Linked DNA regions of Homo sapiens: region 2 is linked to region 1. The links are chromatin contacts, found by Hi-C in ENCODE. All regions are on one chromosome and are shown on one strand. Each heading gives the region's core, a stretch centred on a gene start or an enhancer-like site at or near the end of the contact. The rest is flanking DNA. Distances are from core to core; before and after follow the strand shown.

Region 1 (4,871 bases), core at 1,618-4,117:
ACAAAAACACAAAACAACAACAAAAAAAAAGTAGCTGGGCATGATGCTGGGTGCCTGTAATCCCAGCCACTAGGGAGGCTAAGGTGGGAGAATCACTTGAACCTGGGAAGAAGAGGCTGCACTGAACCAAGATCACACCACTCATGGCACTCCAGCCTGGATGACAGAGCAAGACCCCATCTCAAAAAAAAAAAGTAGATAAACTACTAGGCCATACAAAAGAATCTCTAGGCAGAGTGACCTCATCCCACAGCACCGCTCATCTTAGAATGTGATAGGAGAGGTGATAGGAAGGCAAAGGTTAGCAAACTGGCCCATAGAATTCTGTTTTTGTACAGTCCGTGAGCTAAGAATCCTTTTCACATTTTTAATGGCTGGAAAAAATGCAAAGAAAAATAATATTTTATGACACATGAAATACATGAAATTCTAATTTTGGTATCTATAAATAAAGGTTTATTGGAACACAACCACTCCCATTCACTTATTGGTATTTTCTGTGGCTGCTTTTGAAGAACAGCAACAGAGCTGACTAGTTGCAATAGAGACTGCATCACCCACAAAGCTGAATGTATTTGTTATCTAGCCATTTACAGTAAGAGTTTTCCAACCCCTGGCCTAAAGAATCTCCCCAGTTAGGTACATGTGGTCTAGATCCCCAGCGTTAACTGTTTGGAGTTAAGCATTGTTCTCTCAGCTCTTCCTTTTTTCATTTTTATTTATTTTTATTTTATTGCAAATTGACAATTTGTAATTGTATCTATTTATGGGCACAAAGTAGTGTTATGATTTATTAATACAATGTGGAGTCATTAAATCAAGCTAATTAACATATCCATCACCTCATGGCTCTTTCTTTTAAATAGAAGCCTTTCTAGGGTGGTTTAAATTACTCTTAGTAGTATAAATTTTTTGACAATTTCTCTCCCTGAAAAAAGGGACGTGATCAAGGATAAGGAGAAACAAGGGAAGACATATTTTTAAAAGGGTAAAGGACACAAAAAGGGGAACTTCCACCAAGAAAAACTGGGTGCACTTTATAATGTTCCTAATGGCCGGCACTATACCAGGGCTTTGGGAAAGGACACAAAACAGGAAACTTCTCTGAGTTCACAGAAGGACCCCTTACCTTGCCCTGAAACAGCCACAGCCCTGCCCAGGCTGGCTCCTCCAATCTGGCCTCCTTCAGTACCTCATCCGTCCTGAGCAGTGTGAGCGATGCTGTCTTTGGACGTCTCACCTGCACCATCCACAGGGCACCACACACAACTCTCCTGAGCAGTGGAAATCATGGTATTGTTTATTTAGATCCAGACATACCAAATGACATCCATCCCTTCCTCCCCGCAGAAAACACTCATCACAGCAATCCAGTCAGCAAACAAAATGACTACCACTTGCCATTTCTGATTCCATGCTTGCCTCGAGACAGAGAACTCCTTGCAAGTACAAATTCTGCCTTAGTGATTTTTATTTCCCTGCACCTAACACAACATCTAACTTGTGGTACGTATAATATTCAACTAAAACTAGTCCTCTCCTCTTTTTCCTTTTCTTTCCCTGTCATGCAGCTAGGAGATGCATGGAATCCAATGCTCTTTCCACTGAAGTGGAAAGTAGGCTGCTAACAACCTCCCCAGAATCCTTGTAAGTAACTCCTCCCCAGGGGAGAACACACATCTACAACTTGAGCCTGGAATTCAGGTCAGCTTGGTATCAACACTCATCCAGGGTCTCCCCATGGCCAGTATGGCTTTTGTCCCCCTTAGATATGCTGGAGGAGGAGTCATCTAAGTTTGTTTTTCCTCTCTAGTCTTCTGATCAGCTAGGAGGATCCAAGGTTCCAACTGAGTTCTCTTGCTTCACCTTGGGCAAGAGGAGAAAAAACAGTCACTTGTACACCTAACCACAAACCCCTGACCCTCTTCAAGGCAGAGGAAAGTAACTTTCCAAACTCTTCTTGAATAAGAAGAAAAGAACCTCTCCTCTTTCAACAGGTATTTCTGGCTGCTGGGGAGGGTGTTATTAATACAAGAATCTAAACACAATAGCCTGTCTCCTGGCAGCTGCCATTCCCATGGCAACCTCTGACTTTCACGGACTCCTTTGGATACTAAGGGCCTCAGAGACAGACTTCTAAAACAACCAAATTTTTCAAAAGTGAATTCTCAGGGAACTTATTCCTCTGTCAGAACAGACCCCTCCTAAACTTCCATTTAAAGAGAAAACCTAAAATCTGCTGTTTTAAAAAAAAAATAACAGAAACCCCCATTAAGTGCTGTTATCACACCAACCCTCAAAGCTATGGAAATGGACAATATAGAATTTAAATTTCACAGGTGAAAAAAAAAGTGTACTAAGTGTGAGTTGAGGATGGGAGATGGAGATCTGGTGGACTACCAGCAAATGGAGATAGCCATGAAGAGGCATATTTGGGAAGGTAGTTCACAAACCTGAACCAGAAGAGACTCACCTGGAGAACATGTTCAAATACCGATTCCCAGGCCCTGTCCCCAGGGATTCTGATTCTGTAGGTCTGGAATGAAACCTGGATCACTTTTGAAAGCTCTTCCAGTGTCCAGATGAACATTCAAATTGGGAAACCAGCAATCTGAAGCCTATTCCTTGCCCCTTCCCCACCATGGTCCAAGGGTCTCCTGGCTCTTAGCTCCCTCAATTCCTGCCAGCCCTCAATTCTAGAACCAGAGTAAAAGAAACTCATTTTCTTTAAAATAAAAGGAAGAAGTCGCAGCCCTGAAGTGCACGTGTGCTCTGTTAGGCGCTGTACCCAGGGAACCTTGGAGCTGGAAGCCGACTCCAGCCCTGAGCTGTGGGAAGGTTATGTCATGCTCTTGGCTTGCTGCCTGGTTTCCACTGGGGTTGCTGCCTGGTATATTTTAGGTGCTGGGTTTGCAGGCTAGTACTCTGACCTTCCTTGGCTCTCCCCCAGGGAGCAGCCACCAGGCTCCTGCTGTATCAAGAGCTACAAGGTACAATTTCCATGGCATCCAGGTAACAGGAACCAACTGGCAGCAATAGCTGGGACCTGCATTAGACCTGGGGAGGCAGCCTGCTGGAGAAGAAAGGTTCCCGGATGTGAGCCTTTGCACGTGGTATTAGCACGGCTATTCACAGCTGTGGGATTCGGGGCTAGCCACTGTCCTTCCATGGGCCTCAGTTTCTCAGCTATGAAACTAGGGGCTCAACAAGGGGTTCAGCATAGAATAGTGGAAGGAATGTGGATTCTGGGGCCAGAAGACTGAGGCTCAAATCCTAGCTTCATCACTGACTTGCTTGGTGATGTTGGGCAAGTGCCTGAACCTCGTCGTGCATCAGTTCTGTCATCTACAAAATGAGTGTAATGGTACCTCTCCCACAAGGCTGATGTGTCAAGTAAAGATGATGTGTGCCAAGTGCTTGGCTTACACACCACTGGAGATCCAAGACACCCACACACACACACTCACTTCTTAACCGGGAACCTGATGAAGTGGGTGCCAAATCTGGATAGAGATGGTCTGGAGGGGGTTTAGAAGACGGAGAAGTTTCTCTGTGCATAGCACATAGGAAGAAAGGGAAACATGAATTTCTGAAGGAAACGAAGTTTGAGTTAGGATTTTGACAAATTGAGAAAATATGAATAAGCAACTACAGGACAAAAAACTGAAGAATAGAAGAAAAAACAATCTGGAATCCGGATTGGGAAATTTGGATTCTAATCCCAGCCCTTTCACTGTCCAGCTTTGTGGTCTGCTGATATGTTGCCTCTGTTGCAGGAAAAAAAAACAGGTTCTTTTCACACTACTCGGAAAATTTAGGCTCACGGACACATTGTAGGGTGAGATGCGAGGAAGGGTTTATTGGGTGAAAAAGGAAAAAGGAAAGAGGAACTCTCAGCAAAGCGAGAGAGTCCTGCTAGCAGGCCCGCACCTTGCAGACTGAATCCCAGGCCACTACATAGGAACTGAAGAGGCCAGACTCCTCCTCCCTGCTCCACCTGCTTCCTTTGGTGCGCATTATTCAGACAGAACCAATCAGGAAAGGGTGGACTTCATCCAGGACCAGCAGTCCGGTTTTTCAGCCTTCAGGATTGTTTTAGGTTTTAGGTGGGTTTTCGCCAGGGACCCTTGTCTGTCTCCTGTCTCTATCACCTCTTTATCTATGGAATGGGGCTGTGGCAAAAATTAACAAGATGACTTAGGAGAAAGCACCTTGTATAGTGCCTGGAACACAGTAGATGTTTACTGGATGGATGGACGGATCTATGGACAGACAGAGGATGGATTCCAGATGGAGAAAGTGGGGTGGGCAAAGGAATAGAAAGAGGAATGCCCAAGGCATCTTTATAGGTCAGTGGGTATATCTGCACAGTTCAGCAATTTCTGAAGAGTGTTCTTGGAACTCTAGCCCCTAAGATACTCCTAAGGGGAAAAAAAAACATATTCCCTGGTCAATTAAACTTAGGAATGACAGTTTGATACACCACTCTCCTGATGATTTGCAATAAATGTCAACGTATAAATGATTCTGCAAAGTTCTTTCTAGTTTTATTTATACCCAGTAGTCCACAATCCATTTCACTTCTAAACCAGTTTTTCACATTAAATTTGTTAATTTCACACTGAACTTGGCAGAGGTCTTCCTGAAGTAAACTAAGGAGGTGGCGGCAGAGACCCTCGGAAGAATTACTTGGGGTTTTCTTTGTGCTCCTGCTGCACGCAGCTTTAGGAGCTGCCTGTGCAGCACTGTGTAGAAGCACCCTGGACAAGACAGGCAAGCATATTGAAAACAGGGTCCTGTGCTTCTATGCAGCCGCCGCTGCTGAGCCATATGACCTTGGGCAAGTTCCTCAACTTTCCTTTGCCTCCATT
Region 2 (4,871 bases), core at 1,207-3,706, 51 kb before region 1:
CCAGAAGACAGCCTGATCTTGACAGAGGCTTTGACCATGGTGATTTTTACAGAAGCCCTAGATAGTCACCCCTTATCTGTCTTGGGAATAAAGTTGCTGAGGGTTGATTAGCAAAGGAGGGAAAGTGCAACCGAGGCCTGGCATTTCCTAGACGAGAGATGGCGGTGGCGACAGGGCCTATGGGGTGGGGAAGGGGGTCAGCCGTGTGAGTGGCTCCATTCCTGTTAGTGGCACCACCAGCAGACCTCCCTGGAGCCAGCCAGTCCAGCCAGACTGATTAGGCCAATTCACTGTTTATCTGGGACAAGCAGATAAGGCTGTGGCCCAAGAGGGGTGGCTATGGGATGTGCCCAGCTGGAAGGAGACCCAAGAACACTGTAGCTGATGGAGAGGGAAGGGAAGAACAGAAAGAGTTCACTCAGGAGCCTCCTTTGTGGGTTTCAAATGGTCTCCAGTCAAGACGGCACTGAGCCTCCTGACATGCCCCACCTGAGTACCCGAGGCTGGCAGTTCTCCAACTCTAGAGAGCATCAGAATCACCTGGGGGTGATTCTAAAACACAGGTGGCGGGCCCCCACCCCAGGTCCTGCTTTAGCAGGTCAGGAAGGGACTAAGAATTTGTATGTCTAACAAATTTCCTGGTGATGTTGATGCCACTGGTTCGAGCACCACACTTTGAGAACTGCTGCCGTAGGCCCTTGATGAAACCTACCTGTCCAGCCCCTCCCCAGCCTCATCCTTAGGCTATTCCTCAAATCCATCTCCTTCATTACTCCAGAGAACCTAATTCCAAGAAATCCCCTAATGAGGAGTGATGGCCACCTCTCTCCCCACAGTCTAGGGGGGTATAGGCACTGAGGTATGGGACCTCCTGGGCTCCACTTTCCTCATTTTAGGGTGGACTAAGTGATATCTCTTTTTCTTTTTTTCTTTTTATTTTTATTTTGAGATGGAGTCTCACTCTGTCGCCCAGGTTGGAGTTCAGTGGTACGATCTCAACTCACTACAATCTCCACCTCCCAGGTTCAAGCAATTCTGCTTCAGCCTCTCGAGTAGCTGGGATTACAGGTGTGCGCCACCACACTCGGCTGACTTTTTGCATTTTTAGTAGAGATAGGGTTTCACCATGTTGGCCAGGCTGGTCTCAAACTTCTGGCCTCAAATGATCCACCCACCTCAGCCTCCCAAAGTGCTGGGATTACAGGCGTGAGCCGCCACACCCGCCCTAAGCAATTTTTCAGCTAGCCCGTTTTCTCAGTGAAGTTCCCTGAATCCATGGAAGGGAAAAGAACACCAGGCTTTACCTGGGAACCTAGCTGGTGCCAGCTCTGTTCTTCCCATTCATCTGGACACTGGATTACACAGATGACTTCATTTTGAACATCCACTTACATCTAAACCCCTAAATACATGTCTGAAGACTTTTTTAGTTGTCAACTTTCCCTCATTTTCCTCCTGTCTGCTTTCTTCTCTTTGCCTCTTCCCCAGACTTAAGATTTAAGCAGAATTTTATTTCTGTAGATGTTTGATCCATTTTTTTAATACCTCAGCTGGCCACCTTTCGCCTGGGACACTCTGGTGTCCTCCCAGAATAGAATCTTGTCCACAACCATCTCCCCGACAGGTTTCTAGATGCTGCCCTGGCCAGAATCAGTCACCCAGGCTGCACCGGAAGCCACCTGTTGCCTGATCCCAGCCTTGGCCTAAATCATAGTGGGGAGCCCTGGCTAGAGGCTCAGTGCCTGCCCTCTGAATTGCTAGCAAGATCTCTGGCACCCACACCAAGGCTTTGTAAAACTCCACAAATTTTTCTGAGAAAGAAGTGTCCCTGCAAGCAGAAGGCCTACACCGCATCACTATTTCTGCTGTCAAATGACAGCCTCAGGGTCCCACAAGTGAGAGATGGGCAGACCCCTGCCTGGGCTAGAATTCTCGGGGTCTTGGGTCTCCACACAGAAGTTGCTCAGTCAGAACCCCCCTCTGTCCTCCAGGTGTCCTGCCAGACACATGTGCTTTCTCCCACTTGACCGTCACCAATAAATCTTGGAGCTGGCCAAAGGCAGGTTCTCCTAACATTGCAGGTGAGAAAAGCTGAGATCCCCAGAGGAAAAATAACATGCCCAGCGTTGCACAGATAAATTCTTGGTGGAGCGGGAAAAGGTCCAGGGTCCCCCAGACTTGAAGGGCTCACTTTGCTTTGCCACAATTTGGCCCTGGGTGCTGTTGCCTGACTCAGATCTGACTGCATGTGCCAGGGCCAGCCTGCCCTGGCCGGTCCCTACTCTGTAACCGGACACAGCCATGAAGGACACCAAGGAGGGGGCGAGGGAGCAGAAAAGATATACAAAGGGATTTGAGCGGATTTGGTTACAAAGTTGCACCAGCCATTTCCTGGAATCTAATGGGAGCCAGTTCTGAGAACTTGAAGGGGTGGGGAAGCAGAAGGGGGAGGGAAAAAAAGGCAGATGACTGGCTTGTGGGGTGTGCAGTGGGGAGGGGAAATGGGCCCTGCTCTTGTGGCCAGCAGCCAGGCAGGCCAGGCTCCTGGAGGCAGGAAGGGGCCTGAGACCTATCTTTCCCCAGCCCTCAAATGATTTCTGCAGCCTAGGGAAAGCCCCCAGGCCTTCCAATAAATCTCCTTCCAAGCCTTCTTCCCAAAGCCCACTCTGGGCCTGGACAGCCTGGGGGGTTGATGTGCTTCTCCAGGGCTGGTAAGGACAAAAGGGAGCAAAGGTTCCTGGTCCACCCCGGATGTCTTTGCCCCGGGAGGCAGGGAACCAAGGCCCTCTGGTGCTGGCCTTGTCTTCCAGGCCTCCTGCCCCTTTCCTCTTGCCTCCTGAACCCTCTCTTCTCTTCCTGCTGTCCCTCTGCTTCTGCCTTCACGTTCTTCTTTCTGTAGAACTTCTCCACCTCCACCTTCCTCTACCCCTTTGGTAGTTACACATTCCGTAATGCCCAGTTGAGGACAGATGCAGAATCTCATCCTGAACCCTTGTCCACGCTGAGCAAGTGGGGTTTGGAGATAAGAGTCACAGTGGGGACTTCACTTCTCCCAAGTGATTCAGCAGCCTCCTGCACACCTGCTTTCACTCTCTAAGCCTCATTCCTTCCAGGAGGGCCATGCCTGCTAGGTCCAATCACCAACAGGGGGAAACCAGCAAACCTCCTATTTTTCCAATCAGTCCCCCCATCATCACACACTTTATTTGCCCTCTTCCCTTCCTTTCCCCTTTACCCACAGGACCAAAGGAAAGATGGGGATCGCTCACCTGTTCCTACCTCTATGATAGCTGCCTACATTGGCGTGCAAAACACCAAATCATAAGGCAAGACAAGGAAGCTTCACCCACTAAACCACAGGCTCCTTGAGGGAAGAACCTGTGCCTTTTGATGTTGTGCAACAAAGCCACTGTGACTTTGTGGCTGAATATATTTACTACTTTTATTTGGAGCTGCACCAATTTTCTTGGCTTTTAAGGCCAATGTATTACTTCTATTATTTAAAAGTTGAGAGAGCCATATTGTTAATACTGAGGCATGAATTAGCAGCTCTTGCATACGTGGATACTCTGAAACCAACATATTTTCAATTGGGACCATCCTGGAAAATCTATTATGTAAAGGAGATGATGCATACTATCCCCAGCTGGGTCTGGGAGAGATATGGAGTAGGCATTCAGACAAGGTGTGTCCAATTGCTTAGTTGTTTCACTAAAGAAATCAAGACAGCATGGGTGGAAAGCCAAAGGGGATGGAAAGCCAAATGTCATGACCAGCACTCTGCAGATCACCCATCAACACTCCTCCTACTGTCTGACATCCTATTATCAACTGCAGATTTCGCTAAAATTTAAACCAAGTCAGATGTCTCTTCTCGGAAAAGCCCACAGACAGGGTGCCATCTCAGGATCATCTAAAGCTAGTGCGGGAAAGGCGAGTCCCTTTCTTTAGCAAACAAATCTTTTTGTCTCAACCCTGACTTATTCCTGGGGCCTTCTGGGTGGTGTACACAGTGACTGAATCATATATATAGTATGATTTTTGAGGGCAATATCATGGTAAGATGCCCACACAGAAGCAAAGCCAAGTTCCTTGGCCTTGTGTATGAGGCTCCCTAAAGTGATCTGTGCCCCTGGAATTGCCTTGACCATGCTTGTGACTAGTTTTCCAGCCTGAAAAGCCCTATCTTTCCAGCATAACCTCCTCTGAGCAACTTTCTGATTTTCCTTAATTTTATTGACATTTCCCTTCCTGGAACTCCCAAAGCACCATGCCTGAATCACCCATCTGGCCCTTGCAGCCTGTCGGTTGGTAAGTTGGCTTTTTATATGTTCACATAGCTGAAACCACCATCTCTGTGCAGATCCCCCAGGAGGTTCTTTGCACACTCCTCCAGTTTTGTTGCACTTTCTCTTCCCAAGCGACCCCTATGGGTGACTCTTCTTTGGAGGGCTAACTTTGGCCTGCTAGAGCCACTTCACTTGCATATAAGCAGAAAAACTGATATGCCCAGGAACCTATGACCTCATGGGGTAACCCCTGGCTCCCTTGTTCCAGGGCATATATCAGTCAGGATCTAGTCTTAGGCAACAAACCACACCAGTTATTTTAACAGAGAGAATTTAATATAAAGAATTATTAACAGTATTAGGAACAGAAAAGGCTAAAGGGGATATTATTAAGGTATTGAAGAGGTAGCAATTATAAGGGAGCTATTATAAGGTAGCAATTATAAGGGAGCATTAGAATTATAAAACTTAAAAGCTTGAAGGCAGACACTCACAGAGCTGACCTGCAGCCCTTAGAAAAGGAGCTGCTTCTCTGCTGGTGCTGAAGGGGAGGGCTCACCATGCTGGGACCCAAACCCCTGA

Evidence for each region. Hi-C counts contacts between places; a loop is a spot of excess contacts on that map. Pooled maps may share reads with other maps.
Region 2: a loop to region 1 is called in a map of gastrocnemius medialis, with 2.7 times the contacts of the local background. The contact joins two enhancer-like sites. A Hi-C loop is called at or near these places in 4 of 168 maps with a recorded cell type or tissue (gastrocnemius medialis and psoas muscle) and 1 of 50 pooled maps.

What each region holds. Positions count from the first base shown.
Region 1 is chr2:216,827,741-216,832,611 of GRCh38, reverse strand. No RefSeq gene overlaps it. Among named protein-coding and RNA genes, the nearest start is that of TNP1, 30 kb to the left of the region's middle. Within about 2 kb of position 2,867, at least 7 of the 41 ENCODE cell types and tissues checked have a DNase peak (open chromatin) inside an H3K27ac peak, as active enhancers do; they include gastrocnemius medialis, where a contact is called at or near this core.
Region 2 is chr2:216,878,401-216,883,271 of GRCh38, reverse strand. No RefSeq gene overlaps it. Among named protein-coding and RNA genes, the nearest start is that of TESHL, 10 kb to the right of the region's middle. Within about 2 kb of position 2,456, at least 3 of the 41 ENCODE cell types and tissues checked have a DNase peak (open chromatin) inside an H3K27ac peak, as active enhancers do; they include gastrocnemius medialis, where a contact is called at or near this core.